7 separate regions of the Homo sapiens genome follow, and regions 1, 3, 4, 5, 6 and 7 are each linked to region 2. Evidence: chromatin loops called from intact Hi-C (ENCODE). Cell type or tissue: PC-3. All regions are shown on one strand. Region 1 overlaps CABCOCO1 (ciliary associated calcium binding coiled-coil 1). Region 2 overlaps LINC02625 (long intergenic non-protein coding RNA 2625). Region 3 overlaps CABCOCO1 (ciliary associated calcium binding coiled-coil 1). Region 4 has its middle 55 kb from the start of CABCOCO1. Region 5 holds the start of LOC124902548 (a long non-coding RNA gene). Region 6 overlaps ARID5B (AT-rich interaction domain 5B). Region 7 overlaps TMEM26-AS1 (TMEM26 antisense RNA 1).

Region 1 (4,000 bases), 170 kb after region 2:
TGTGTTTGCCAGGATGATCTCGACCTCCTGACCTCGTGACCTGCCCGCCTCAGCCTCCCAAAGTGATGGGATTACAGGCGTGGGCCACGGTGCCCAGCCAACCCTTTTTATACTGATAGAAATAGAGTGTTGGAAGACTATGCTAGTTTTTAAAGAGCAAGATGTTGAGTTGATTTCAGTGGCTGAGTTTAAGGTGGAATACTAATAGCGAGAAAGAAATGTTTAGAGTTTAGTTAGAAATGCTGGAGTCACAAAGGTCAAGTTTACAGACGTTGGTTTAGGAGTCAACTGCAACTGTGACAATGGGTGAGACTGCTCAAAGCCAGGGCATGAAGAGAAGAGCTGTGAAGGGGAGATGGAAGAGGAGACTGGGAAATAGAGGCAAGACAGCAGCAGCTACACAAAAATAAAAAATTATGAGACTTTGTGGGGAAAGAGGGCAAATGTTTTTCAGTGCAACAAATAGTTATTGAGCCTTCCATGCGATTGAGTTCCAAAAGATAAGGGCAGCAAAAAAACTGCCTTGCGGTAGTTTACCAGATAACATACCAAATTCTTTTTCTTTTTCAAAAGTGGAAAAATCTCAAACCTACCACTTATTGGTAATGGTAATTGGCTTAATGTTTGTAATTTAATATTAGGTTATTGTGCTACATTTTTATCTTTGAAAATCTAATTTAGAAATAAAATATGCTACATTATTAACCACTTTTTTTGTAAGCTACGGTGGGCCAATTAATCTAAACTAGGTCATATAATTAGATTATAAACTCATTAAGAAAAAAGTATTTTAGTATGCTGCATCTAGTAGGTACTCAGATATTTACAAATTGAATTAAATGCACCCAGTTTTTGTTTAAGGTACTGTTTTGATCTATAATATATGGTTATATATTTGTTTAAATGATTTTCATTATATATATTTTTATGAGTGGTAAAGTATAATTATTCCTATAGGGTCAATCCCATTAGATTGTAAATTCCTCAGGGACAGTCATTCAATCTTTTATTTCTTTTTAGGATTCTGCAGTTCTTGATATGTCAACATAGGTTGCTAACTGACTGTCTAAATTCATCTTCATCATCTGATGACATTGTTAGATAGTGGAGCATGATGAAAAGCAGGACTTAGAGGAACTCCAGATCTCATGATAGTTTGACTACTGATTAATTTTATGACTTAAGGCAAGTCATTTGAACCTAAATTTTAATTCATATTAAATATCATTTTTATGTGTTTTAATACACACAAGATTACTGTCATATTAATAATGAATAAATATATACATGAAAAGTGAATTATACAGACATTCAGATCAATTTATCTGATTTGAAAAATCTCTGGGTAGGAGAAAAGTAGGTCACACAAGAACTATATGAAAGAGAATCCAATAATCTTAACCTTTTGGACAGTACTAATTCTAGCTAAGATGCCTAATATTAGAGCCTCATTCTTTTACTAAAATTTGCAGGCTTAATATAATCATCTTTTAGGGGAGTTTGCCTCTGGATTTTTTCTTCTGTTTTAAATTATATTCCTGGACCTATTTTAAACCAGACTGCTTTTTTTGTTTGTTTATACAGTGACTTGCATGAGAAGGCTATCAGATGGCTAAAAATGTTTAATCTTTCAACACATACATTCTGCTTTGTAAAAATTAAAGATATAATAGAAAATTCATAAATAAGCTAAAATATGTGGATATGTAATTGTGGCTTTCTCTGTAAAATTACATCTCCAACTAGGAAAATATGTAAGCTAAATGGCACTGTTAATTCATTTTACTCCACCACCTGGTGGATTTTAAGAGTTATTCCAAGAGCAATAAAACTGTAAGCCTGATATTATCTGCCAGATAATGTTTTTCTCTAATTTTTTTCCCTCTCTAATGTCAACTAAACTTTTCACATTTGTATATATTTTTTCTTTCTAGAATGTAAACTTTTAGGGACATCTTTGTATCCATCACTGGTAGTGCTTTATATAAAAAAAATTTTTAATAAGTATTCACCAAAAGAAAGATAACAGATTTCACCAAAGTTTACTAAAGAGAAGTTTCCTAGTCACAGAGGACATAGACTGGTCTGCAAATTCTAGACTTGGAAGGTGTTTTTTTTTTTTTCCCCAACCCTTAAAATAAATGAACCAAGGAGCAGGAGCAGTGCTGTGCTAAGCCATATTGGAGCTGAAGCAAAAGGAAAAAACAGTAATACAGATCTGATCTTTACTGAAAATTTTAATCCATCAGGGTTTTTTGGGGGCTTTAGGTTTGATTTTTTTAAAGTATTGCATTAAAATAGAAATTATCTTGATTACTGAGTTTTTTGGCACTTCCTTCAATTCTGTGCCCAAGGAGAGTGCCTCGTTCACCTTACCATAGTCTTGCTATGAAGCTAAAAAGCCAGTATTTTAAAAAACAATAAAAAAAGTGAAAGAAAAATAAGTAAAAGCAAGAGGTAATTCCTTAGAATAGTTAATAAAATAGTCAAATATTTGGCAAATGTGACTGAAACATAAAGAAAACAAATTTGTGTCACATTCAGGGGCAATACATTAGAAAATTTTAAGAAAATGGGTGATTTCCTGGGAAAATGTAAGTTCTCAAAATTGATCACGGTTGGACGAGAAAATTGATCTGATCAAAGATGAACTAAACCGGAAGTCTGCTTTCTAAAAAGTCACCATGCCCAGATGGTTTTACACTTGTAGTTTTACTTATTAATCATATAACAAATAAATTCTATGTTAGTCTAATATTTACAGACTATAGAGAGTTCATTTTTAAGAGGCCAGCATAGTCTACACACAAAACCCTGAACTAACAAAAAAGGAAATTATAAACCAAAATCACAAATCAATGCAGATGTAAAAATTATAATTAAAATACCTCTTAGAAAATTAAATTTTAAAATGTACTAAAACAATTACAAGCTATACCTATGACCAAATAAGATTAATTTTAGAGATCCAAGGTTGGATCATCATTAGCAGGTCTAATATAATTTTTATGTCAAATTAAATGGTACAAATTATATGATTATTTAAATATATAATAAACAGGCACTTACTAAGATTCAGCAGCAAAACTCCCAGTAAAATATGAAAAGAAAAAAATGCTAAACACGAAAAAGACTATTTGCCAAAATCATATTGCAAGCATCATATGGAATAGTGAAATCCTAAGTCATTCTTATGAAAACAAGGAACTACAAAAAGGTGATGGATGGCAACATTATTGTAATTCAACACACTATAGAGGTTCTAACTAATACAATAAGAAAACTAAATATGTAACTTAAATAGCAGAAATGAGGAAATTTGAAAATTCTTATTTGAGGATTACAAGGCTGCATACCTAAGAAAGTGGACATTGTACTAACAAAAAAGTTATTACTAATAAAAAATTTGGCAAGATGGTTCTATATAACATAAATATGTAAAAGCCAGTTTTTTCCTATACAAGAAGCTAATTAGAAACAGAAAAGGTAAAAACTTGATTGAATTATACTTGGTTATAAATATGATGAGAAAGGTATAGTATCTATATAAATTATAAAACTATAAAAATTTCAAGAACAAGACTTGATAAAAGAGATTTATTGAAAACTTTCAAATTCAAAGAACTAAGTCCTTCCTACATTATAAATGTAATGTAATGACAGTCTCAAACCCCAATGAGATGATTCTGGAACTTTACAAAATAACTTTTTAGTTCCTATGGAAGAAGACATACTTGTCAAGAAAAAAAAATAGAGTGAACTTTCCAAAATAGATTTTAAAGATGAATGTAAAACGACATGATATTGACACAGTAATGGACAAACTAGTGCGTGGAAAAGCATAAAGAATCCAAAGACTTATTTTGTAGAGATAAATATGTGTATATGTATGCATATACAAAATTTTTAAAATAAAAATGTATATAATAAACATATAATTTATAATTATATTTATATATAATATGTAAAATGTTTATATAACATATAATTATATTTATAT
Region 2 (4,000 bases):
ATTTAAAGGGGGAAAAATTCCCTGGATTTCAAAAATTGCCACCAGGTCACAGCAATACTTAATTAACTGAATACATTATGGGAGGGTTATAACATAGATGCTAAAAAAAGAGGGCGGGGTGGGGGGGAGTAGTCAAATTCATTTAATCCTGTGTTCTTTGCTTACAGATTAGCCTTTCAGAATGAGCAACCTGATTTTTTTTTTTTTTAAAAGGATCCATTTACCTTCCAGAGCTTTTCATAGCAAAACATTTTGCATGGTTGCAAAAGAAATTAATTTGTTGCCAGTTGCTCCACACTGGCAGGAATTCTGAATAAAGAATGTAAGCAATCTATCTTTGTTTGCAAGATATAATTAATCTGGCAGTTAAAATTCTTTGGAAACATTCTGATGACTTATGTGGAAAAGTAGCGCAGCATTTTCAAAGAAAACTCAGAACTGTATGCCGGGGAAGATAAAAGATATATGAAGTGTTTGTTCTAAGCGATACTATTCATTTAAAGATCATAATGTAACCCCACCCTAGCAATTATTGTGAAAAACAAGACAAATCTCCATCTATAGCTTTCTGACACAGTCTTGATTTGAGAAACAAAATAAGCACATTACTGTTATAGTCTAATAGACTGCAAGCTGTTTTATTAGAGTCAGCTGAATCCTGTTTTGCATAAAAAAGAACTCTGTTTGCTATCAAGAACACATTTACATTAATATGACTTTGACAAAGTAAAATAAAATCGCATTAAGATGATGTAAGTAGATAAGACAATGAAATCTCTGTGAGAGAGTTTTGGCACACACTAATTACAGTCAAGTCCCTGCAGAAAAAGAACATATTTTTACACCAACTATCCATGTGTTTGAAAATGTAGAGAGCCCAAAATGCAATCCTTGGTTTAGGTATTTCCTGAATACATTGTATTTCTGTGCTTCTGAGATAGGGTTTTTTTTTTTTCTTTAAAGGAGGCTGCCCGATAAATAATACTTTCATTTACAATAATACAAGCAAGTTTCTTTCTGAATACTAGCCTGTAATCATCCTGATTATTTTAAGGGACTTTCCAATACAGGGCAGCTGAAAACAACGTTTTAGATTACATGGTAATTTAGGAATGCATGAAAAGCTAAGCAGTTACCATAATAGGGTTCTGGATAAACTTCATGCTTTTTAGAGCAAAACATAACAACATATGTTTTGTGATTTGTTTCAATGATTTTTCTATATTTTTTTTGTTCAGGTTCTATCAAAATATTTGGAGGCCTCATCTGCGTACAGCATTTTTATAACCTTATTTTGAAAACTTTGATGTCTCTCTTTTTAGTTCAGTCATTAAAAGAAAGGCAATGATGGATGATGATAATGCCTCGGATTTTATGACTAATCAGTTCTTGGCAGTGGCCATATTTCTTCCGTAGTGAAACTTTAATACTCCTTTGGCCTTGCATAGGCTTAACAACAACAAAAAAATTTTTTGGAACTGTGTTACACCGGCTACTTATTAAGTATTAGCAAACAGTTATTATACAAAAGTTAGCACTCTGATTTAACACCTGACAAAATGGAGCAACCAGGAAAGATGATTTCTTCTCTTTTCTGGATTCTCACAAATTTTAGGTGCCTTGCTATTGTGTTTTTTTTCCCCCATGTTTTACATACAGGAATACGGAGAAAAGCTATTCAGATGGTAGAAATATTGAGGGGGAAAAAGTCTTGTAGGGGTGAGTTGGGCTGCCATTTGCATTTTTTCTTCCTGAACCGTCTTTTTGATGACACAATTTTTATGAAAAGCCTGATTTTCTGCCCCGAGTCTTAATGTATTGTTCTTGAAGTTGCAACAACAAACACCAGGTGTCTCCACTTAGCTGAGCTACAGGTTCTGAAAAGGAAGGCCACTTTGCCAGGAAAAGTTGAAGCTACCTTCCTTTTCCCTCCCTAGTGCTCCTGGCCGTGGCCTAGACAAGGCCAGAGGGCTGGCTGTGAGTAGGGGAGTGGAGTTTATTCTTTCATGAGTGCTCAGTTTAAAGCCTATTGACTCAGATTTGTAAGGGAACCTGATTTTTGTGTGGAAGTCATGAAGACTGGCATCCGTGGAAATACTGATACCAGTGAATTAGGCAGCTGTGGCCTGTATTGCATGCCTGTTCTACTCTGGTGGGGACCTGCCATCTTGGTTGGCAAGAAGCCCTTCCTGGGTGGATGGGGGCCTTCTTCTTTTAGGATAGCCAACTCCATGGGGACCTTCTGGCTGAGAACAACCAGATCAGAGACCCACAACCTAATGTGCTGGCTTCTTCTCTACCAGGGGCTGATGTCCCAAATCCCAAGTTGCTATTTCCATGAGCATATATTCTTCAACAAATAATCAGTTAATCTCTACTGTGTGCCAGGTACTGTCCTAAGCAGTGAAAAAACTAGAAAAACCTGCTCTCATAGAGCTTGCGTTAACATATGTCCCTTCCATTTGATGCCTGGGGTAAAAATCAATTCTGGTGTTTCTTAAAATGTGTTTTGTGGCATTCCAAGGATGGTAATAAGTATTGTGCTGAGAAATGTTTTCATATTTCATTATGCTCTGGAACTGCTGGGTTAAAAAGTGTCTAGATGCAAAACTCCTTAGTAACCTCTATATGCTAATTTGCATAGTCCCTTTCTAAGAGATGTCTTATTTCTCAAATATATTTGGCTAAGGAATAATTTTTTAAAAAATAAAAACATTCTCCAAGCCAATTTTTAAAAAACAAAATATGTCATTATTATCCTAGAGAAATATTCCAAACATTTTATTCTGTTACTCAAACACTACCTTCATAATTCTTATCCTGTCAGTTGGTCATCCTCATTATTTTTAAACCTAGAAATTACGCTGGATGTTTAAGTGAATGTTCTGAGGAATATACTTTGGGAAAAATTGCTTTGAGTAGTAGACATTCAAAGATTGGAAGATTTGGAAGCTAGAAGGAGGTAAAGAGGTTGGGGCTTAGAGGCCACCTGTAAGAGGAAAGAGATGTTTGCCCCTAAAAACGTGACTGTTGAAGCTGTGCTGGTATCCTTGCAGAAGAAAACTCTGTTCTCCATCAGTTTCTGAGCAGCCATCAAACAACTATTTTGGAAGACGGGAAAGCTAAGACATATGGGTTCCAGTCCCAGCTCTGTTTTTAACTAGCTGGGCAATCTTGGGGGTAATTTACTTACCTTTCGGTCTTAAATCTAATGCCCAATAAGTGTCGAATATACATTAAGCCACTTAATCATCAAACAGTTCTCTGAGGTAGATCATGCATCTACAATATTCCTTATAGGGAAGGAATTAGAGTAACAGATTAAGGAACTTGCCCAAGTTACACAGCTAGGAAATGATGGGCCCAATAATATTGGATGATGATCTTGAATCAGATCACTTCAAAATCTAACATTGTATGATTATAGAAGGGTGACTTTTGCTATGTTTCATATCTATTGTGATTGGCAGTCAATCCTCTAAGCAGAAATCGTTCATTAGTCAACAGAAGTACTGAGCATGTATTCTGTGTCAGACACTAGCCAAGGCCCTGACACTAGCCAAGGCCCTGGGGAATTTACGGGGAAGAAGGCAAAGTCCCTGCCCTCAGGACTTTACAGTCTAGTAGAGGGTGGAGCACAAGTAAACATGCATTCTACCTTTATAGCTAAAACATTATTATTACTAATATTTCTATAGTGAATCATTGAAATATTATGGTAGACTATTCACAAAAGCCAAAATGTGGGAACAACCCAAATGCCCATCAACTGAGGAATGGACAAACAAAATGTGGTATAGCCATATACAATGGAATATTATTCAGCCATAAAAAGTAATGAAGTACTGATGTATGGTACAACATGGATTAACCTGAAAAACGTTATGCTGAGTGAAAGAAGCCAGATACAAAGGGCCACATATTGCATAATTCCATCTATATGAAATATTCAGAGTAGGCATATTTATAGAGACAGAGGACAGATTAGTGGTAGCCAAGA
Region 3 (4,000 bases), 84 kb after region 2:
GAAATACCGGAGCTCTTCAACTACTAAATTCAGCATTGTACTTTTGATTCTTAGATTGACCTTACCTTGCAACTTCCTCAGGGTGAGAGATGGAAAAGTATGGTTCCATTATAAATAGTTAAAAAAATTGAATGCTTTTCAAAATATTTTTTACAAGCCACTCAGAGTATATTTGTTTAGCTTACTAGGTTCAAGGCATACCCTTGAACTCAGTATAAAATATTTCAAACAATTCTAATCATAGATTTTTGGTTAGTTTCTTCTAGAGCGTTCTATTTAAAATTGAGGTGTTTAATATTTAAAAATTTTATTTTATGGACATTGCATTTTCATTACATATTATGACAGCTTATATGAAGATGAAGCTATTTCATGACTCTCATATTAGAGAATACTCTTTTTGAATAAGTACCGATAATTTGCAGAAATCATATGAGATAATAAATTATAATGGTTAGAACAGAAAGAAACTACAATGGAAGAACTCTAGGTCCTTGGTTCGAGTCTTTCTTTTTTCATGCACTTCCTGTTGACAGTTGAAACTACCTGAATAGGAGGAGGCTGAAACTATTTAGATAAAGCTATCATGTAATTTACTTAACTTCAAAGCATACTGATTGAACTGCACTTCAGTCCCGAAGTCCACAACTGAAAGTGGGGGCTAAGCTTCTTAAAACCATATTCGTTTAGAAATAAAAAGCTTTGGTGCTAAATTAGAATACTTGTAAAGTGCTATGAAATCTTTAGAGAAGTCAACCTAATATTATTATTTCTGACCTCTTAGAGCCAAGATGTCTATTTTAAGTAATCTGACATTAAAAATGTGCTGACAAATATAGATTTAAAAAACAACACAGGAAGTTGTAAATCAGTTGGTAACCCTTAGCATCAAGGAAATAAGAGACCACGAAAATGCAGTCATTTACTTTAGTCAACCTCAGCCTTAATTTTTAACTAAAGAAATTTGCAGAAAGCATGATGTTTACGTTTAGATATTTTATTCATAGTTTGTGTGTTTCCCTTTTCTCCAGTAGGCTCATAAATTATTACCAGGAAACATGTTGTTACAGTTATAAATATTTCCCTCTCTGCTTAGCTCTCCCTAGCCCCTACCCTTTTTTTTTTTTCCTTTTTTATAAAAAAGTCTCACTTAGTGATTCTTTAACCGTATTAGGCACTTTTCTCTGGTCAGCAGGCAGGATTTTCTTGCTTTGGAGGAAACTACTGCCAATTAGTCATATGTGCTTGGCATTCTAGAAACAGGACACTTTCAGTGAGCACCCAAGCCCTTCCTCCTAGGCAAGGCAGCCTTTTATTCCATATATGGCAGATGTCATTATTTCAATGACCTAAAGAAGCATGTCTTCCCTTATACAGAATGGGTCTAGGTACTCTAAGTTTCCCTGGCTTTTCTTGAAATCTGAAATCTTAGAAATTAACTACAAAACTGATTTTGTGGACAACGGTGTACATAGCAATACATGTTCTCAAAAGAGACCTTTCACCTACAGTCTGCGAATCATACTAGTTTAGTTAAAAATAAACAAACTGAAATAGCAGCAGCTCTGAAAAATCTAGGTGGTATCTTGATTCCAGATTTGAATGTTCTAAAAATGTAGATTTTTTTCCCCTTAAATGTGTAGTCAGAGTTCTGGATTGGCTCTGCTGCTCAGTTGAGAGTAGGTCTGAGATGTGGTTTCTTTGTTTGTAAAATTAGGGAGTTGGACTAGGTCGTCTCTAGTCCAGCTACAGATGTTGTATCTTATGTTACTAAATTTCAAGTGGCTTTTTCTCTATTTATACAAAACTCAAAGTTGCTTGCCTGTGTAGATCCCCAGATTCAGTATTTTTCAGTCACGATGTAGAAGAATATTTGGAGTACACATTTAGTGCTTACTGGAATCATTGACAGGCTGAAGCTTGTCCATTTATTTTTCCTTAATTACCTTCCCCAAACCTGCTCCTCCTCCAATTCCTTTATCGTTTGGTGGCATCACCAGCTTCTCAGTTACTGGACTCAAAGCCTTGCAGCTGTCTTCAGTTATTCCCTCTCCCTTGTCCCTAACATTAAGTCAGCCATAAAACTCATTGGGGGCACCTGCTGATGCCTGTCCCACCTGTGCCCTTCTATTTTTTGAAGGATTCAACTCCATGTTCTTGCCTTCACAGATCTCGAGCTCCAGCTGTACTAGACCACTCACTCTTTCCCTGCTTGCCCAGTGCTTGCAGCAGAGTGGGTGCTCCATAATTGTTATATGAAAAAAAAAAAAAAAAAAAAAAAGAGCAAGGCAAAGCAAAGCAGAGCGAAGCAAAGCAAGGGGTGGAGGAAGCTGTGGTCTCAGCCCTGTATTGCCTGTGCTGCTCCCTCTGCTGGGGGAGCTTTTCCCTGCATCCTGCCAGGCCATCTCATCCACCTGGACTTTCCACCCAGCTCAATCAACTCTGTGAAGTTTCTCGTCATCGCCCTTGTGCTCGCAGAGTATCTTGCTTATTCAACTTCATAGTATTTGTCACATTGGCCTTGAGTGACAGCCAGGTAGAGTGATTTCTCGCCATTGTGTGGAAACAACTCGAGGACGTGGGGCACGTCATATTCATCTTAAGGACCCCTAGCTCAGGCCTTTATACACGGGGGGCATTCATTGGATGTTGAGTATTTCATCAGAGTATCTATCCATTCATCTAAAAATCTTCAGGGCTGCCTAGTTTGTTAGACCAGCTACAAGTCAGTTTAAATATTTTTCTTGAAAAACGGTAACACTTGGAGAAGCAAACCTAGTCATTGTATTGTTGCATCAGTGCAACTATCTGTATTTCATATCAATGGAGCCCTAGAGTATTTGTTTGATTAGCAGAATGCCAAACAACCAGACAGATTCTCACTGATTTGACTTCATTGATAGTTACTATTAGTTTTTGGAGACACAGTCTTGCTCTGTTGCCCAGGCTGGAGTCCAGTGGCACGATCTCGGCTCACTGCAAACTCCGCCTCCCAGGTTCAAGCAATTCTCCTGCCTCAGCCTCCCAAGTAGCTGGGATTACAGGTACCCGCCACCACGCTAGGCTAATTTTTGTATTTTTAGTAGAGACAGTGCTTCACCATGTTGGCCAGGCTGGTCTTGAACTCCTGACCTCAGGTGATCCACCTGCCTCGGCCTCCAAAGTGCTGGGATGACAGGCATGAGCCACTGCACCCCTGGCCCAGTAGTTATTTTTAACTGACTTATCATTAAACTGTTTTTTAGACACAGTGTAGTTTAAAGCCATAAAGAGTTCCTCAGAGATACCATACCCCTCACCTAGCTCCTAATGAAAGTAACATCATGAAGCAAATTTCTAGGAGGGCTGATAAGTTGCCTGACTCTAGGGGCCATGATTCACATTGCTTTCCGTGAGCCTCCTCTGGTCCCCCACTCACAATACAATGTGAAAGGTACCCACTGGAGTTGTTCAATGGGGAGGCCCTAAGGTCAGTGCTGGCCACCATTTGGGAATATAAACTGTGATGATGAAAAAAAAAAAAAGCAGCTCTCATTTATTGAGAACTTACTCTGTGTTTGGCATTGGGCTAGTTAGAAAGCACGTTATAAATAGTAGGTCCTTCAAATCATACTGCATTGGGAGGAAAGGTTTTATTGACTTCATGTTTTGAGAAAGAGCCAAAAGCTTAAAGAGGTTAAATAACTCAGCCAATGCCCCACAACTAGAAAATGGAGAATTCTATCAGAAATAGAACCCGGATCTATCTGACTCTGAAACCCACGCACCTAACTTTAGGGGGAAGGGGAACCCTAGTAGTTCATTATGGATTCCAAAAAATGTTTATCTCTAGTTTATATGTGAGGAAATACAGGTTCAGAAAAGTAAAATGACATGTGTATACTAGAGTTGTGAAAGCAGGCATTCTCTGATAAATTCAGAAAGAGAATTTGTTCACTGGCTCTACATAGTGTTGGCACTAACTACAGTGCATTGTTCCAAAATAAGTCAATGAAAGTCA
Region 4 (4,000 bases), 230 kb after region 2:
TAACATCTAACATAATTTGGATTTCCCTTTATGCATTTGGTTTTAAACAATCACATCCAGATGTTGTTTTCATTATAGCCTGATTCCATTCAATAAAGCTGGGGTATTTCAGAATGTTTTACTATCAACAGCTTCCTTCACTTGCCTTTCAGTTCACAACGATTTAGATTTTCCCACAATCTTTTTGTTTCCAATATAGGGTCATATCACCAAAAAGTACTTTAGAGGTCATTTAGCCCAATCCCCTGTATTACAGATGAGGAAAAATCCCTTGAGAGACTGCGCCCAATGCTAGAATATAGCCAATATGTGGCAAACCTGAGAATAAATGATGCATCCCGCTTCCCTCTGGCTACTCCAAGCTTGAGCACTACAGGATTGACCACTAAAATATTTTTAAACTTAAAAAAAAGTTTCTCTCATTTATGGAACTATATTCTAAATTCAACCCAGAAAGATACTTAGAAATCCCTAAGAATGGCTGCAAATTAGAGATGTTTCATTTTTTGCTTTTCTTTAAATATGTAATTTTTAAAGCAAATCACTACTTTTGTGTCTCTGAATTTGGAACAAATTTGTACTCCCAACTTCTATATTCTTTGATTTTTTTTTTTTTGAGACAGAGTTTTGCTCTTATTTCCCAGGCTGGAGTGCAGTGGTGCGATCTCGGCTGACTGCAGCCTCCGCCTTCTGGGTTCAAGCAATTCTCCTGCTTCAGCCTCCCGAGTAGCTGGGATTACAGGCACCCACCACCATGCCCAGCTAATTTTTTGTATTTTTAGTAGAGAAAGGGTTTCATTTCATTTCAGGCTGGTCTCTAATGCCTGGCCTTAAGTGATCCACCCGCCTCGGCCTCCCAAAGTACTGGGATTACAGGCGTGAGCCATCGCGCCTGGCCTATTCTTTGAATATTTTAAACAAATAGATCAGTTTTTAAGCAGTAATTCTTCTCCATTTAAGAATTTTCCAAATGTAAAGTCTGAAAATGAGGAGCAGTGACGTCATCAGTAGATCATATGTCATTTAGGGCTGTAGGGGCATGTGTAGAACTACAATATTTTTCTCACTAGAGAAAGAAAAGTTTAAAACCTAATTCATATGGAAGGGAAAAACCAAGAAGAACTAAACCTTTCATTAAACAATACCAAAAAGAATATAATTTAGAAAACGTATACTGTAAATGCTAGTGCATAAAAATGTCTCCATTTTAATCACAATCCACTTTTGATTTAACTAGTATTGAAATGAGGAGTGCAAAGGCAACTTTAAAGTCTTTTTTTTTTAATGGGAGATCTGCCAACTACTAGCAATTGAGTAATTATTTTTCCTCACAGGGCACTTTGGGCTCGTTGGAATGTGGCTTAAGATAATAATCAGATTCAAAGACATTCTGATGCCAATGGAACATGGAATTTGGTTATGATGCTTTTTTCAGGAACATATTAAGCTTTATTTAGAGAACTGAATTCCTATTCTGTTTTAGTAGGATGTATATGAGGTGGGCAAAGGCTTCATTTCTGCCACTAACTTAAAAACCCCCAAAGACTTAACCTATAGGCTTAGAAGGCTCTGATTTAATCATTTATCCTTCATTTTTAGAAATAAACATCTTTGGCTGGGTGCAGTGGCTCACGCCTATAATCCCAGCACTTTGGGAGGCCAAGGTGGGCAGATCACAAGGTCAAGAGATCGAGACCATCCTGGCCAACATGGTGAAAACCCATCTCTACTAAAAGTACAAAAATTAACCGGGCATGGTGGCACGCACCTGTAGTCCCAGCTACTTGGGATGCTGAGGAAGGAGAATTTTGAATCTGGGAGGCGGAGGTTGCAGTGAGCTGAGATTGTGCCACTGCACTCCAGCTTGGCAACACAGCGAGAGTACGTCACAGAAAAATAAAATAAAATAAAATAAACATATTTTACATACCCATCATATAAAGGGTACTGTGCTTGATGCTTAGGATTAGAAGTTAATTTTGTCTAAATAAGTGTTACCCCCACGTGTGTTTAGTAGAACACTATTTTTTGAGAAAAATAACATATGCATAAAAATTACTAATAGTGAATATTTAGATACCACGTACAAACACTGTATTAAATACTTTATGCATATTATACATAACATTTCACTTAGTCCTCACAAAAACCCTATGATGTAGGTACTATTATATTTCATTTTTCAGAAGGATCATTGAGGATTAGGAAAGTTAACTAAGGTGTTCCAGGTCTTAATAGCTAATACAAAGCGAAGCTGAACTTGGAATACCTTCTGATTTTGGATTTGATACTTTCAACCCTCTGACACAACAGTGCCTCTAGAGGACTTCAGTGGTTATTTCCCAAGATAGGCCAGTTTATCTGATGCTAACTAAGATTTAATGTTAAAGTTGAATTATTTATACTCATTTTTGGAATCACTTGATGTAAATTTTAATGTATCTAAGATTTAATGTCTCGTAGGTATATATTATTGTATCTGAGCTAACTGCAGCATCCAGAATTATGACAACTAATTTGCAATTCAAGTTCTGTGATTCTTTTGCCAAAAGGCTTGAATGCTAAGGGGTTTACCAAAAAATCTTGGAAGCTGAAGGCAAAAGGATGGTTCATAGAATAGCACTTAAATGCTGGTATCCCATGATTCACAGGGTAGTTTTCATGCAAGGTGATGATGAAATTTCTAGGAGGTTTGTACATCGAGCTTGTTCCACATGTCTGTGCCATGAATATGCAATATACTCTGAAAGACTGGAATGACTTGGAGCACTGGAGTTGTGAAGCATGGATCTCTGGTTTGCTCAATCAAAACCCTATACCCTAGCCTCACAAAACTTAGCTCCCTGAACATGTAACAAGGCATAACTTTATAAATTAAGTAACATTAAAGTTTTGCAAAATCTAATATACAAGTCAAACCTCGCATCATTAGTCTGGACCATGGGTTGTTCTGAATAACAGACATAATTTTAAGCAAATGGAAGTGTGAGAAATTTGAAAAAAAATTGAACAAATCTATTATTAGTTCCTTGCCTCTAAATTAAAACATTAGTACTGGTATAAGACTGGACTGATCGCAGAAAGACAAGTTATAGTTATCAACAAAATGATCAGCTGTCTTTTACAGAATGATCTTGCCTCCTTGCTATTTATATTACCTAATACACAGCATGTACATGAAAAAAAACCTTTTATGGTAATATATCCTTAATCTTGGAGATCCATCTTGTATCTTTACATAGTTAAGATGCTGAAAAGTCTTCCAGTCTTTTCTAATTCATTGTTTCTCAGTCTTATTTGACCACATAATACTATCTTCCAGTATTAACAGGGAAGTATTATTGTGTGTAAGATGGCAACATTCACCTGGGAATAACCATTTGGATTCAAAATGTCTCCTTTCCCCATAGCTCATGGATTTCTCTTTGTTTCTTTTCATTTTTCAAATTTTTCAAAATTTCAAACATACATGGGAAGAAAATTATAATAAGTCCCATATACAACATACATATAACAACTATTTAGATTTTTTCCATCTATTTTTTGAGGTGATTTAAAGCAAATCCCAGACATTACAATGTTTTATCCTTAGATATTTCGGGATGCTTTTATAAAAAAATAGATTTCCTTACATGTTTACCGTGTCATTATCCCTTCTAACAAAATTAACCATGCTTCTCTAATGATGTCTGACACACAGGTGATATTCAAGTTTTCTAAATTATTCCCCATATATCTTCTTTTTGGAGTGCCTAATCCAATGGCTTTCCGTATATTCATAGAATTATGCATCCATCCCCACATCAATTTTAGAACATTTTTATTACTCCCCAAAAGAAACCCCACTCCGCTGAGCCATCATCCCCAAATGCCCACATTTTCCCCAGCCAGCCTTAGGTAACTATGAATCCACTTTCTATTTTCAGAGGTTTGACTATTCTGGATATGTCATACAAATGAAATCATACAATATGTGGTCTTTCTTACACTTCCATACATT
Region 5 (4,000 bases), 360 kb after region 2:
CAAATCAACAAGACACTGTAGCAGAAACAAATAACAATCTTTTGCTCAATATTAGTGGAAAGTATAATGTGGTTCTTAGAAAGATACATAATCTATTCCTTTGTTTCCCTTTGGTTTTTCCAAACCTTTTCATCCTCCTTGAGCTATGAGTAAACTTTAAGAGCTTCCTCTCATTCTTCTTCCTCCTTAAACTCTGCATCTTTTGACAAAGCTGACCATCAAACCCAACATTTGTATGTCCAGATGTCTCCTGAGCATCTCTTTCATCTTGATAGACTCATTATTTTCCCCCCTCAAACCTGTTTCTCCCATATGTTCTCTTCAGGGCCATCTCCAGCTCTTTCTCATAGTCTACTTTTAGTTTATGGTCAGGACCTGCCACGCCTACCTATGAGATGGGTTTGAAACTCCTTCTCATTTTATTCTTGATGCTATAAGCAAAAATAACATCGATATTATTTCTCATATGGGGTAATGCTGTAAACTCCTAACTGATTTCCATGTCTCTAATTGTTTCCATCTGTAACCAATTATGTCATTGACAATACCATCATCAACACCAAAGTTCAAATATTTTGATGACTACTGCTCACAGAAAAAAAAATCTAAGTGTGCTCACATGGAATTCAAAGCTCTGCATATTCTGGACCTCACCTAGCATCTTGGTCTGTAGCCCAGATTTACCATACTGCTTGCCCTCTCATGCCTCTTGTTTATATTGCTTCCATGTGTCTCTTTTCTTTGTTATAAATGTAATTTTCCCTTGGTCCCTCCCCAAAGACATTCTATTCATTTTCACGATGAAGCTCAAATGCTACCTCAGTGAAGAGTTCTTAGATTCCCATAGTAGAAATCAATTGTGCATCCTCTTATTTCCAAATGTGCTTTGTTTCCACATCCTCTTATTTCCAAATGCCACTCTTGCAACATGTATCCCGTGTATGAATATACTTGCATGTATGCCTCCCTGAATACACTTGAGTTTTGGAAGGCAGGAGCTGTTTATTTTATTCATCTTTGTATTCTTCACAGAGTCTGGCCTAGCCTAATTCTTTATTGTGCAAACTATATGGTTGTGGAATATAATTCTGATGTCTAAGGCAAGGGTGTAATTGTTTCATTCATTCTATACTCACTGAAATGCATCTAGAGCTGTGCTGTCCAATATGGTAGCCACTAGCCACATGTGGCCATTTAAATTTAAATTAATTAAAATGAAAGGAAAGATTCAGTTCCTCAATCATACTAGCCACATTTCATGTGTTCTAGCAGCCACAAGGGGCTCATGGCTACCTTCCATGATGACCACTGCAGATATGGAACATTTCCATTGTCACAGAAAGTTCTACTGAACAGTGCTGCTCTATCGGATTTGCATTAGAATGCTTTCAGCTGCAAGTAATAGAATTCTCAACTCATATTGAGTTGGGCTCCTCAAAAGCAGACCCTGAGACAAGGTTTTGGGCTTATGTAATTTATTTAGGAGGTGACCCCAAGGTCAAGTAGAGCACGTTTTTAGGAAAAATAAAAGTAAAAAAAGGAAGCTAAAAGAGCCAGTAAATGGCATATTAATATGAAGTTTCTACTGTAGGCAACTGGGACTCCTTTGGAATCCTCTGAGAAAACTCACTTCAGAAATGAGTGAGTTTCTGAACTCACTCCCAGGTGTGGGAAGGCTGAACCCTCCAACTCCACCAAATCTCCTTCTTTATTGATTGGGGATAAGGGGGAAGTGGCTTAAACTTCTCCTCCACTTCGGCATTGCAACTTCAGGAAGAGAAGAAGAGGTGCAGGTGCTTGAGGTGGAAAACTGTCAGAGTGCTAGAAACTATTGCAGCAGCAGATCATTTCAGGATGGCAAAGAAGATGTGTTGGTGCATCAGCAGACTCTTCTACACATCTAAATAGGGATAAAACAATAACTAAAATCTATTGTCTCACATAAAAATGTCTGGAAAAAGGAAAAGTTAATATTTTGTTAATTCAGAGGCTTAATGATGAAGGGGCTCTGGATTGGTAGTTCTGCATTAATCTTATTTCCTCCTAACATCATTTCAGGTTGTCTGCAGCCCTTCCAAACATTACAAGTAAGTATTCCAGTGGCAGGAATGAGTGAATCCAGGTTTGGGGTCTTATAAAGAGTAAGAACATTTCTACAAACCCTGCCAGAAGACTTCCTTTTGTATCTCAGAGGTCAAGACTCCATCTTGTGGCCATGGCAGTGGCAGAGTAATAGACTTGTTGTGATTGCTTTCAACTAATCAACGTTCACCTCTTGGGTCCAGGGACAGGGCTGCCTTTCTTAAACATAATACTCCCCAGTATCTGAAAACAATAGGCTTCTGTTGGCAAAGAGAAGAGATAAATAGGGTGGTGATGCATATGTCCTGGGTAAGCAAGAGTATGTCACAGGTGCAGGCAGCAGCTTTTAAGAAAAATATTAACAAACTCAAGAGAATCTAGAGAAAAAATGACGAGGATTTCCAAGACCTAGCAACTGCACTGTATTTTGAGTAAATAAAGGAACTAGGTACAATCAGAGCTCTGATGTCATTACACCAGTAAATTAATCAACCTTTGAACTTCTCTAATATACAGAGGTAAAAAGGGTATTACGGTGGCTATCATTAAATATTTTAAAAATAGCATTGGTTGGCAGATAAATTTAATTCTATGATGTACCGGAGGCTATAGCTGGGACCAGTGTGAGAGTTAGATTTTTTTTCGTATATTGAACAGTGATTTATCCTTAACAATTAGAGGTGTTCATAAATAATATGATAAAATAGTAACATTTTCACCATTGGAAATTTAAGAAGAGCTGAATTCCATTAACGGTTTACATTCCAGTTAGTGTTTCATGTTTCAAAGTATCATTTAATTGAACTATTATTAAACCCTTATAAGATATACTATGTAAATACTATTGTCTCTATTTTCCTTATGGAAAGAATGAGTTCAGCAAGTTTAATGATTTCTTAAGATCATGGAGCTAGTAAATGGCAAAGATGTGACATACACTCAAATTTTCTCACCCTCAAATACTGGTATTCCTAAGTCATTATAACTATCTGGGTATTTTAAATGTTTTAGGTAATTGAAAATAGCTTTGTAATAGACCTGAATTTGGCTATGCTTCTATTGCTTTATATCTTATTACAAGCAATCTGTTCCCAGGAATGCCCGTCATTAGCCACTTCAGCCTGCCTCTCCCTGCCTCCCTCCCTCCCTCCCTCCCTCCCTCCCTCCCTTCCTTCCTTCCTTCCTCCCTTCCTTCCTTCCTTCCTTGTTTCTTGAGACAGGATCTCACGTTGTCACCCAGACCGGAGTGCAATGGTGTCATCATAGCTCACTGCAGCCTCAAACTCTACGCTCAAGTGATCTTCCCACCTTAGCCTCCTGAGTGGCTGGGACTACAGGTGTGTGCCACCATGCCAAGCTAATTTTAAAATTTTGTAGAGATGGGGTCTTGCTATGATGCTGCTCAGGCTGGTCTCAAACTCCTGGGCTCAACTGACCCTCCCCTCTTGGCCTCCCAAAGTGCTAGGATTGTAGGTATGAGCCACTGTACCTGGCATAAATCCACATTTCTTATTGTCCCTGCTGCTGTATGTCTATGTCCTGCAGATTCTCCTTGTATTTCCTTTAGTGGAAGATGTTTTATTTGGTATTAGTCATTATGTACATTTTTACCCCTTTCCAGTATATATTGCATGGTATCTGGTTTGTGAATAAATGAAAACACAGTACAGGAAATAGATCTTGTTTCTCTTCTCGGACATTTTGAATTTTTTTTTCTCTTTCTTGGTGTGTTCTGGTTTATTTTATGATTCATTGAAACATAGTAAATTCTCTCCTTCCTTTCATTTGTATTCAATATTAAGGATTACCATTGCTTCTGTTACACAGTGTTCTGTTTTTAACTTCCTCACAGGGTGGATGTTGGTGTCTTCTATACAGCCTGCACTCAGTGAAATTCTCTTCAAATAAATTAGGAGAT
Region 6 (4,000 bases), 100 kb before region 2:
CAGCATTACCGCAAGTCATAAGACTAGTTATTGTGTGTTCACAAAACTGGGGGGTGTAACAGTATATATAGGAAGATTATCAAAAAACTCTTTGGCTTTAGAAGGAAAACCACTAGTCTAATAATTGTCTCTAAATGTGCAGGTGACAATCAGGCTGCCATATCTAAAATGTTACTGTCTGACATCAACCAAAAGATGCCAGGAAACCGTTGATAGTTAAACTCAAACTGCAAGAAAATATTAATGCTATTCCCAAAACACAGCACAGCTCATCACAAACCAGGGTCACATGAAAGCCACAGTCAGTTACTGGTGTTATTCAGTCTCTTTATGCCAATTAAAATAAATTGCCTAGGTTTGTTGTAATAGTTAAGTTCTGGGTTTAAAAAAAAAAAAACCAGGAAGTTGTCACATTAAGGCGTAAAATAGGACTGCAAAAATCAGCATTGTGCGCAAATGAAAGAAAAAGATGCCTTAATATGTTAAAGTGCAGTTCCTCTTTGCCTAAAGAGGAAATAACTAGTCTAAATCAGAGGACAACAATTTTCGTCTTGGGCAATGCTAGGAGAATAAATCAGTGAATGACACGGGAATACAAACAGAAGAAAAAAAAAAAGCAATGAAAGGACACAAAATGTCACTGGAGAAGAAAGTGTTAAGAAAAAGCAATAGAACTAATTATGAAGCCCCTCCTTTATGCCAGTCAATGTGCTCTACCCCTTCTATCTCACATCTCACAATAACCCTGTAAAGTTCCCCTATTTTTTAGATGGGGAAACTGAGGCTTAGAAGTTAAATTATTTGCCTAAGGCCATACAGCTAAGAAGCAGCAGAGTTAGTATGTAAACACCAATCAGCACAACTACTCCAAAGCCCAAGTTCTCCTTTAAACTTACAGTGGAAGAGGGAAGCAAAAAAAAAAAAAAAAAAAAAAAAAAAAAAAAAAAATATATATATATATATATATATATATATATATATATATATATAGTTGATGGTACCACTGAACACTAAAAGATCAAGCAAACCTATGCCATTGGTTGCCAACCAGTGGATCCCCTGGCTTGACATTGTTCTCTTGCTCCACATTGAGGAACTCATCCCTTTTCCTCAGTTTGTTTTCCACTCAATGTAAAACATGAAATTGGGACATGGTGTTAATAGATGTCATACTACATACTTATAGCAAGTATTTAAACTCTTCATTAATTCAATTTTAGGTGCTCTAATTAAATTGTATGCCTTGACATCACACTGAAAATTGTTTAGAACCACTGTATCACCCCAGCACAAGGGTCCATACATAAAAGGTCCTTTGATCCAACAGGTAACACTCATCCCTTACCCATCCAGTCATCTCTCCATCCATATTCTTAGGACCCTTTGAGGTTAAAGAAATTTGAAATACATTTATATATAAATGATAGTGTTTCCAGAAAAATCTTCAACCGAAAAGTTACTATATACGCCCACACATTAGATTTAAAATTACAAGTCATATTTACCCAGGTCTGCCTTCTCCTTGAGAACGTCTTTGAAGTTGAGTCCACTGTTTAGGGTTGACTGCCTGTACTTCAGCAGAGCTTCCTTCTGTCCATTCCTTCCCAAGGCCTCAGTTTTCACTGGTCCAGCGTGGAAGCCACATCTCCACTTGGAGAAATCAGAATGTACCCACTTGACCAGGTCTTCAAGCTTCACAATCACCTTTTCGGAAACAGCAATGACTTCATCCTACAAGAGGTGGTTGGGGAAGAACAAAAAACGTTATTTATAGGTTTGAGGGAAATGATCCACTCTCCACAAGGCCCATCTGAAATGCCATGTGAGTGGTTTAACCTAATGCAAGGAGACTGTGTGCATTCTGGTGACACAGAATCTTTAGTAACTCACTTCATTTCAATGGTTTTTCACTGCTAGTTGTTTAGTTAAGGAATAATTTTTATGTTTGTTATACAATTAGAAAGTATCCAAAAATAGGACAGTAATTCTAATAAGCCATTTTTAATGTTGGTTGCCCAAGTTCACACTCTACCTAGCTGACCACTTGGGTGAAAGCTAGTTTTTAGGTGTAATTAATTGCAAATGTAAAAAGTGAAAGCTAGATGACTAATGGTGAGCCTGTCTCTACATAAATGGTCTAAGTAAATCTAGGATTCTTGGAACTCTGACTCACCCCCAAATTCCTATGTTTATGGTACATTTTCCCTTGGCTTATACACAAATATTGAATTTAACTTTTGTCCTAAAAATTAAATAAAACTGTGATGTAATCCCAAAAGAAATACTTCATAAATGTTATGTGCTTCCCACTGAAAGAAACTTACACATTCTCATGTTTCTCAAAAACTTTGTAAGCTGAGAAATGAACTGATTTTTTCTTTTAATACAGATGGGGTAGAGGGTGAGAGGGTGAGTGAGGAAAAAGTCTTTGAATTTAAGAAAAGTAGTTGAAATGCAAGTTTCTCCTCTGGATCATAAATTTGAATGTTAAGCATCTCTAATTGCTTCTAGGAAACAACCAACTTTTCTGACTCAGAATTAATTCAGCAAGATCTTTAATAGACATCCATACATGGAACAAAGGGAGGCCCCTTCACCCAAAGATTCTTTGGAAAAGGCTCAAGAAGATCATCTCACTGGGTTTTAAGTTAAGTTATTTAAGCATCTGACATTTCAACTTGAACTGACTTCTTTCATTTCTTTTATTTCACATTTCTGAAGAAAGCTTGGCTGTGAAAACCCCTAAGATTACAAAATCTTAGAAATATTTTTGACAAACAACAACAGGAAGATGTCTCAAAGCTATTAAACAAAAGGAATTCACAACTGATTTTGGCTAATTTTGCTGTTAAACATGACTTTTTCCTCCTCCCCAAACATGACTTTTTCCTCCTCCCCCTGCCCCACCGACACACACACACACACACACACACACACACACACACACACTTCTCCAATTCGAACAAAAAAAGGTTATTAGGGTAAGCTTCACATAATAAGAAGCCCTGGGTTGAGGGTTTTTTTTTTTTTCTGATGTTTTAAGGTAGGATCTAAAATTTCAATTTTCCTCATTGAGTTCCAAGCTGCTTCTGAGAAGAAAGTCTATTAGGCAGCAGCAGAGTAACAAATACTCTATCAAAAATGAAAAGTAAAACTTTAGTAATGGAATCCTTTCCCTTATCATGATTAAATATGAACTACCACTAAATGGGAGACAAAGTGGAAACTGTGTTTCTATCGTGCGCTCAAGAAAAAATTTGAGTACTTTATAAACAATGGGGCCCATTACAAAGTACCATTTCAACGGATGATTTCCCTCAGATTCACCACACCATCCTCTTGAAATAAAAGATCTGTAGTTGTCATGCATTTTATAGCTATTTCATGGTGATTATTAAATGTCAGAATAAAGTCAGGCTAGATATTGTTTCAAAGCATATGGGAACAGCTTCTGGACAGGTGACACCAGAAATCAAGTTTAGAATGTACTGGAAAATAATTAGGTGTATCAGTCTCAACATTAGTAAAGAGAGAATTTGGCAACATTTTGACTAAATACAGTTTCCCAGAAGAGACAAGTTTGTAGATGAGTGTTATTTTCAAATAGCTCTCTGATCAAATGATTATCATTTCAATTACTAGTTGCTTCAGATCTTTTCCAAGAAATGGCATGACTATCTCTGGATGGCTTACAACACCCTCCAAACAAATAGTATATTAACCAAGAGAAAATACTATCCTTATGATGTCATTAATGAATAAACCCATCTTTTATGATTCAGTCTATAGGTTTTGTCCTCCCTTTTTCTCCCTCTCTCAAACAGATCTTTCATGAATACACACACACACATAAAAACAAATGCAGGAATTCACATAAACATGCATAAGCCATAAACCCAAGTTTGGCTTAATTGTGAAACCACCAGTATGTTTTACTGTGGATTCACAGAGAAACTGGCCCTGCAACATTGTCAAATGCCATAGAAGGAAATCTGATAAG
Region 7 (4,000 bases), 370 kb after region 2:
CTGCATTATCAACTTTTGATTCGTAAAAGGGAAAAAAGCCTGTAGCTTCCCCAAGGAAAGCCTGTAACAATCTATTACATGAATCTAACATTGCACGTTTTGAAAAGTTTAGAAATTGTTTTACAGAAAAATCGTATTGCTTTTATTTATAGCTTCATAGGTCATCTCCAAACTCTGTGAATGCAGAGCAGTGAAAAATGGAAACACCTTAGTGTTGCTACAGACGACCCTTTGTTTGACTTTTCTTTTGGACTTACAGCATAAAGGTGTTGTATTAACACACATGAAAATATTATATAACACTTGAAAATATTTCAAGAGGTCTCTTCAACTAGGTAAAAACAAAAAACAGTGTTACTGAAAGAATGAAAACCACCTTGTTACAAACATAGGGGCCTTGCAGCAAATTAGGGTTCTGAAAGTTGGTTGTGTAGTATAAATTAAAACACACACATACACACACACACACACCAGACACTGTCTTTGTAACTCTAGTTTAGCTCTTCATTGATTGCAAATCCACTGGACCTAAACCAAATCTTCTATAACCCAACTGGTAGCTTGATGTTGAGATGGTAGTATAACCAGGCCATGGTATCTGCTACTCCTGCTTACAGCCAAAGGTGACAAATGAAAAAGGGAACACTTTTGCTAGTCAGGGAGCAGTATCTTCTTCCAGGTTAAGGCTACATGTGTAGCTGTGCTTTCTACTAGAATCTCCAAATGAGCTTTTAAAAGTCAATTTTTTTATTATAACAACCTTAAACGTTCAGATGAATCAATACCCAATCCCTATCTCACAACCTAGGTCCCTCACTAGAATACTACCTAAAGGGAAGGACAGCATATGCCTTTACCCCTATTGTATCTCCGAGATTCAGCATATGGTAGACACTCAGTGAAAATTTGTTGATTATGTATTCTCTGTTCCAGACATCTCCCTGCTATTGATAGGTTCGTCATGCAGCTTTTAAAAGAGCATGATGAAATCTTCCCCTAAGACATAAAGGAATTTATAATCCAGCCCTCAAAATACCCAAGAACATATGTCTTCTGATTTCTTTTTAAAAAGAGCCCCATTTAAGGCCTCTGTCCAGCCTGGAAATTAAACAGAAAGGTTTAGAACATGCACACAATAATTGGACTGATATATTTTAAATAAATTTCCTCTTCTGTGATAGTGAGAAATAACCCAGCTAGGGCTTTAGTCATTGTATTACACAACTCAGGCTGCCATAACAAGGTACCACAGACTGGGTGGCTTAAAAAATAGACATTTATTTTCTTACAGTTCTGGAGGCTGGAAGCCCCAAGATCAAGAGCCAGCAGGGTAGGTTTCTGGTAAGGCCTCTTGTCCTTGCTTGCAGAGGGCTGCCTTCTTGCGGTGGACCTGCATGGCCTTTCCTCTATGTGAGCAAGGAGAGAGAGACCTCTAGTGTCTCTTCCTCTTTCTATGAAAACAGTCTGATTGGATTAGGGCTTCACCCTTATGACCTCATTTCAAACTAATTACCCTACTAAAAGCCCTGTCTCCAAATACAGTCAAGTTGTGGGATAAGGCTTCAATATACCGATGGCGGAGGGAAGACACAATTTACTTCATAACATTCTTCCCACATACTTACTTAAGTTATGAGACATTAAGGAGAAGAGTCCATCATGCAAGGAGTTTGCATCCTCTTCTGGGGAAAGGGTTAGTGCAGTTATGCTTGTATGCAGGATAGCTGTATAATGTGGTGGAAGTATGATCTTGTTATTACCCTTATTTGGACATTATATGTGTTTTACAGAGACATGTACAGTGCCAAGTTGACAAGGGTGGGCTTATGATGGTTAATTTTGTGTCAACTTGATTGGACCATGAGATTCCCAGATATTTGGTTAAACTGGGTATTTCTGTGAGGGTGTTTTCGAATGAGATTAATATTTGGATTGGTAGACTGAATAAAAGACAGCCCTCCATAATGTGGGTAGGTTTTACCAAACCAGTTAAAGACCTATGTAGAACAAAAGGGTGACCTTCCTCCAAGTAAGAGATTTATCTTGCCTGACAGCCTTTGAACTGAAATATCAACTTTATTTTTTTTATTTTTTTGTGTGTGTTCTTTTTTCCTTTGCCTGATGGCCTTTGAACTCTGAGACAGTGGCTCTTTCTGGTACTACAGCAGCCTTACAGCCTTCAGTTTCAAGCTGGGATATAGGCTCTGCAGGTTTGTAGAACCCTATTAATTCTGTTTCTCTGGAGAACTCTGATTAATACAGACATGCATTTCAAAAGCCAGTTATCTCCCACGTGTTGTCACTTAGTCATGTGTATTGTAAATGTATCCTGGTTAGTCATGTTTATATTTTATTGTTGCAGAATGTGGGAATCAGAAAATCTCAGCCATACTTCCCACAGTTTTCTGACTCTTAATTTGTGTCAGAAATTTGAGTGATTACAAAATATCCAAGTGACTATGAAATATTTCCTAAATTCTCTAACATACTGGCTGCATGACCTCGGGTGAATCGCTTATTTGCTCCAAAATTCAGTTCCTCATTTGTAAAATGGGGATAAAAATATATCCTGTTTCTATTTCATGGAGTCATTTTAGCATTTCATGACATGGCACGTGTAAAAGTTCCTGTAAAGATAGAAAGCACTATCATGTGATTGAGTTTTGTACTAATACTGTATAATATACACATGCATTTGCTGCTATGTAGGTTTATCTTGAATGGAAAATTCCTAAACCTTAGGAAACATCTTTTGATGACACACTCCTTTGGTTAAATCAGAGATGGAAACTCAGTAGCACACATGCTGCTAGTCTTCCTTCCCACTTCCCTGACAGGCATCTGAAATCCAATCCACCAAGGAGATGCTTCTTTCCCACTGAGCATGTTAAGGGTTTAGACTGGGATTGGAAGCTCACGCCTATGATCCCAGCAGTTTGGGAGGCTGAGCTGGGAGGATCGCTTGAGGCCAGAAGTTTGAGGCCGCAGTGAGTCAAGATTGTGCTACTGCACTCCAGCCTGGGCGACAGAGACCCTGTTTCTTTTTAAGAATCTTCTAATGCCTAGTATTATATTAGCATTTTAGTATTCCTGGCAACCACTACCAATGGACCTGAGTAGGTCCACAAATTGATGCCTCATTGATTTGTTACTAATCAACTAACCAATTTGTTACTAAGTTAGCAATTCTGTGGGTAGCCTGTTCTGTCAAAGGAATGTCTGGATTAATTGGTGTGTGGATGGTGTGGAGAACTATGTTTAATCTCAATTGTTGCAGTTAGCAATAAGAATTATAACTCTTCTGCATCAACTTTGCAAAACATTTCCAGTGTGTCCCTCAGCATTTGAAGCCTTTATGGTCAGAAATACAGACATTTCTGCCCCTCTTGTAAATTTTCTTACAAATTCTGCAGTTTGTGGGAATTGCCACTGCAAAAAAGAGTGACTTGAAAGGGAACAAGAAATCAGACAGACTATGCGCCAAGAGAAGAAAATGGGCCAGATTATCTACCTTCCTCACCATCCCTTGCTTGTCTTCCTCCCACCAGTATGGGCATAATTACTCCTTCTGGGGATGGTTTTTTTCAATTTCTGCTCAAATTACATAGAAGAAACCAGAGTTCTCTGATTAAGTAAGCAGAAGGTTTTATATTTCCCTTTGTCACTGAGTCATAAAAAGAAACAAAACAAAACACATTCAGCTCAATCGAAATCTAACCAATCGCATAGCTTTATTAAACATAGTATCAACAGAAAGAAAATATGTAGTCTTTGCCCAGAAAGGATGGATGCCAAGAACAGAGTAATTTTTTGGCTTTGTCTTTGATATCTGTAAATTTTATTCTTTGTGCAAGTCACTACGTTCCTGAATAGCTGTTGATATTAAACATTGGGGGAAACTTACAAATGGACAGTGAAATCCATTAGGGATTACCAGATGTTAACTAGTCACACTCCACAAGGGCCCTACTCACATCTGTTTTTGACCTCCAGGGTGCAT

What was found. Hi-C counts contacts between places; a loop is a spot of excess contacts. Peaks named below come from ENCODE experiments on the same cell type or tissue, not always from the same donor. Only the 100,000 strongest peaks of a DNase experiment are listed, where the experiment ranks them.
Region 1: it touches region 2 in a loop (8-fold over the local background); 4 of 110 quality-filtered maps call a loop at or near these places.
Region 3: it touches region 2 in a loop (9-fold over the local background); 43 of 110 quality-filtered maps call a loop at or near these places.
Region 4: it touches region 2 in a loop (8-fold over the local background); 4 of 110 quality-filtered maps call a loop at or near these places.
Region 5: a loop joins it to region 2, with 3 times the contacts of the local background. A loop is called at or near these places in 7 of 110 quality-filtered maps.
Region 6: it touches region 2 in a loop (6-fold over the local background); 6 of 110 quality-filtered maps call a loop at or near these places.
Region 7: a loop joins it to region 2, with 4 times the contacts of the local background. A loop is called at or near these places in 7 of 110 quality-filtered maps.

What each region holds. Positions count from the first base shown.
Region 1 is chr10:61,667,144-61,671,143 of GRCh38, reverse strand. All of the region lies in intron 1 of CABCOCO1 (ciliary associated calcium binding coiled-coil 1), which reads right to left. Among named protein-coding and RNA genes, the nearest start is that of CABCOCO1, 6.2 kb to the right of the region's middle. In PC-3, a CTCF peak has its summit at 1,769 (motif pointing left); no DNase peak of the experiment used is centred here.
Region 2 is chr10:61,833,150-61,837,149 of GRCh38, reverse strand. The region is part of intron 2 of LINC02625 (long intergenic non-protein coding RNA 2625); the gene reads left to right. Among named protein-coding and RNA genes, the nearest start is that of LINC02625, 33 kb to the left of the region's middle. In PC-3, CTCF peaks have their summits at 1,645 and 1,848; DNase peaks (open chromatin) are centred at 1,409, 1,849 and 2,469; H3K4me3 peaks cover 1,673 bases; H3K27ac peaks cover 2,717 bases.
Region 3 is chr10:61,749,495-61,753,494 of GRCh38, reverse strand. The region is part of intron 5 of CABCOCO1 (ciliary associated calcium binding coiled-coil 1); the gene reads right to left. Among named protein-coding and RNA genes, the nearest start is that of CABCOCO1, 89 kb to the right of the region's middle. In PC-3, CTCF peaks have their summits at 2,176 and 2,379 (motif pointing left); DNase peaks (open chromatin) are centred at 1,254 and 2,364; H3K4me3 peaks cover 960 bases; H3K27ac peaks cover 2,423 bases.
Region 4 is chr10:61,605,834-61,609,833 of GRCh38, reverse strand. No RefSeq gene overlaps it. Among named protein-coding and RNA genes, the nearest start is that of CABCOCO1, 55 kb to the left of the region's middle. In PC-3, a CTCF peak has its summit at 2,332; a DNase peak (open chromatin) is centred at 2,313.
Region 5 is chr10:61,477,341-61,481,340 of GRCh38, reverse strand. The region is part of intron 2 of TMEM26-AS1 (TMEM26 antisense RNA 1); the gene reads right to left. It overlaps LOC124902548 (a long non-coding RNA gene), which reads left to right and starts at 1,879. Exons shown (of 2, transcript XR_007062375.1): 1 at 1,879-2,087; 2 at 3,935-4,000. In PC-3, CTCF peaks have their summits at 2,024 and 2,225 (motif pointing left); a DNase peak (open chromatin) is centred at 3,640; H3K4me3 peaks cover 205 bases; H3K27ac peaks cover 646 bases.
Region 6 is chr10:61,937,914-61,941,913 of GRCh38, reverse strand. It overlaps ARID5B (AT-rich interaction domain 5B), which reads right to left. Exons shown (of 10, transcript NM_032199.3): 3 at 1,506-1,731. Among named protein-coding and RNA genes, the nearest start is that of ARID5B, 38 kb to the right of the region's middle. RefSeq lists an enhancer at 1,656-1,785. In PC-3, no CTCF peak of the experiment used is centred here; DNase peaks (open chromatin) are centred at 1,853, 2,163, 2,533 and 3,973; H3K4me3 peaks cover 2,196 bases; H3K27ac peaks cover 3,573 bases.
Region 7 is chr10:61,463,442-61,467,441 of GRCh38, reverse strand. The region is part of intron 1 of TMEM26-AS1 (TMEM26 antisense RNA 1); the gene reads right to left. Among named protein-coding and RNA genes, the nearest start is that of TMEM26, 12 kb to the right of the region's middle. In PC-3, a CTCF peak has its summit at 1,414 (motif pointing left); DNase peaks (open chromatin) are centred at 2,301 and 3,701; H3K27ac peaks cover 2,069 bases.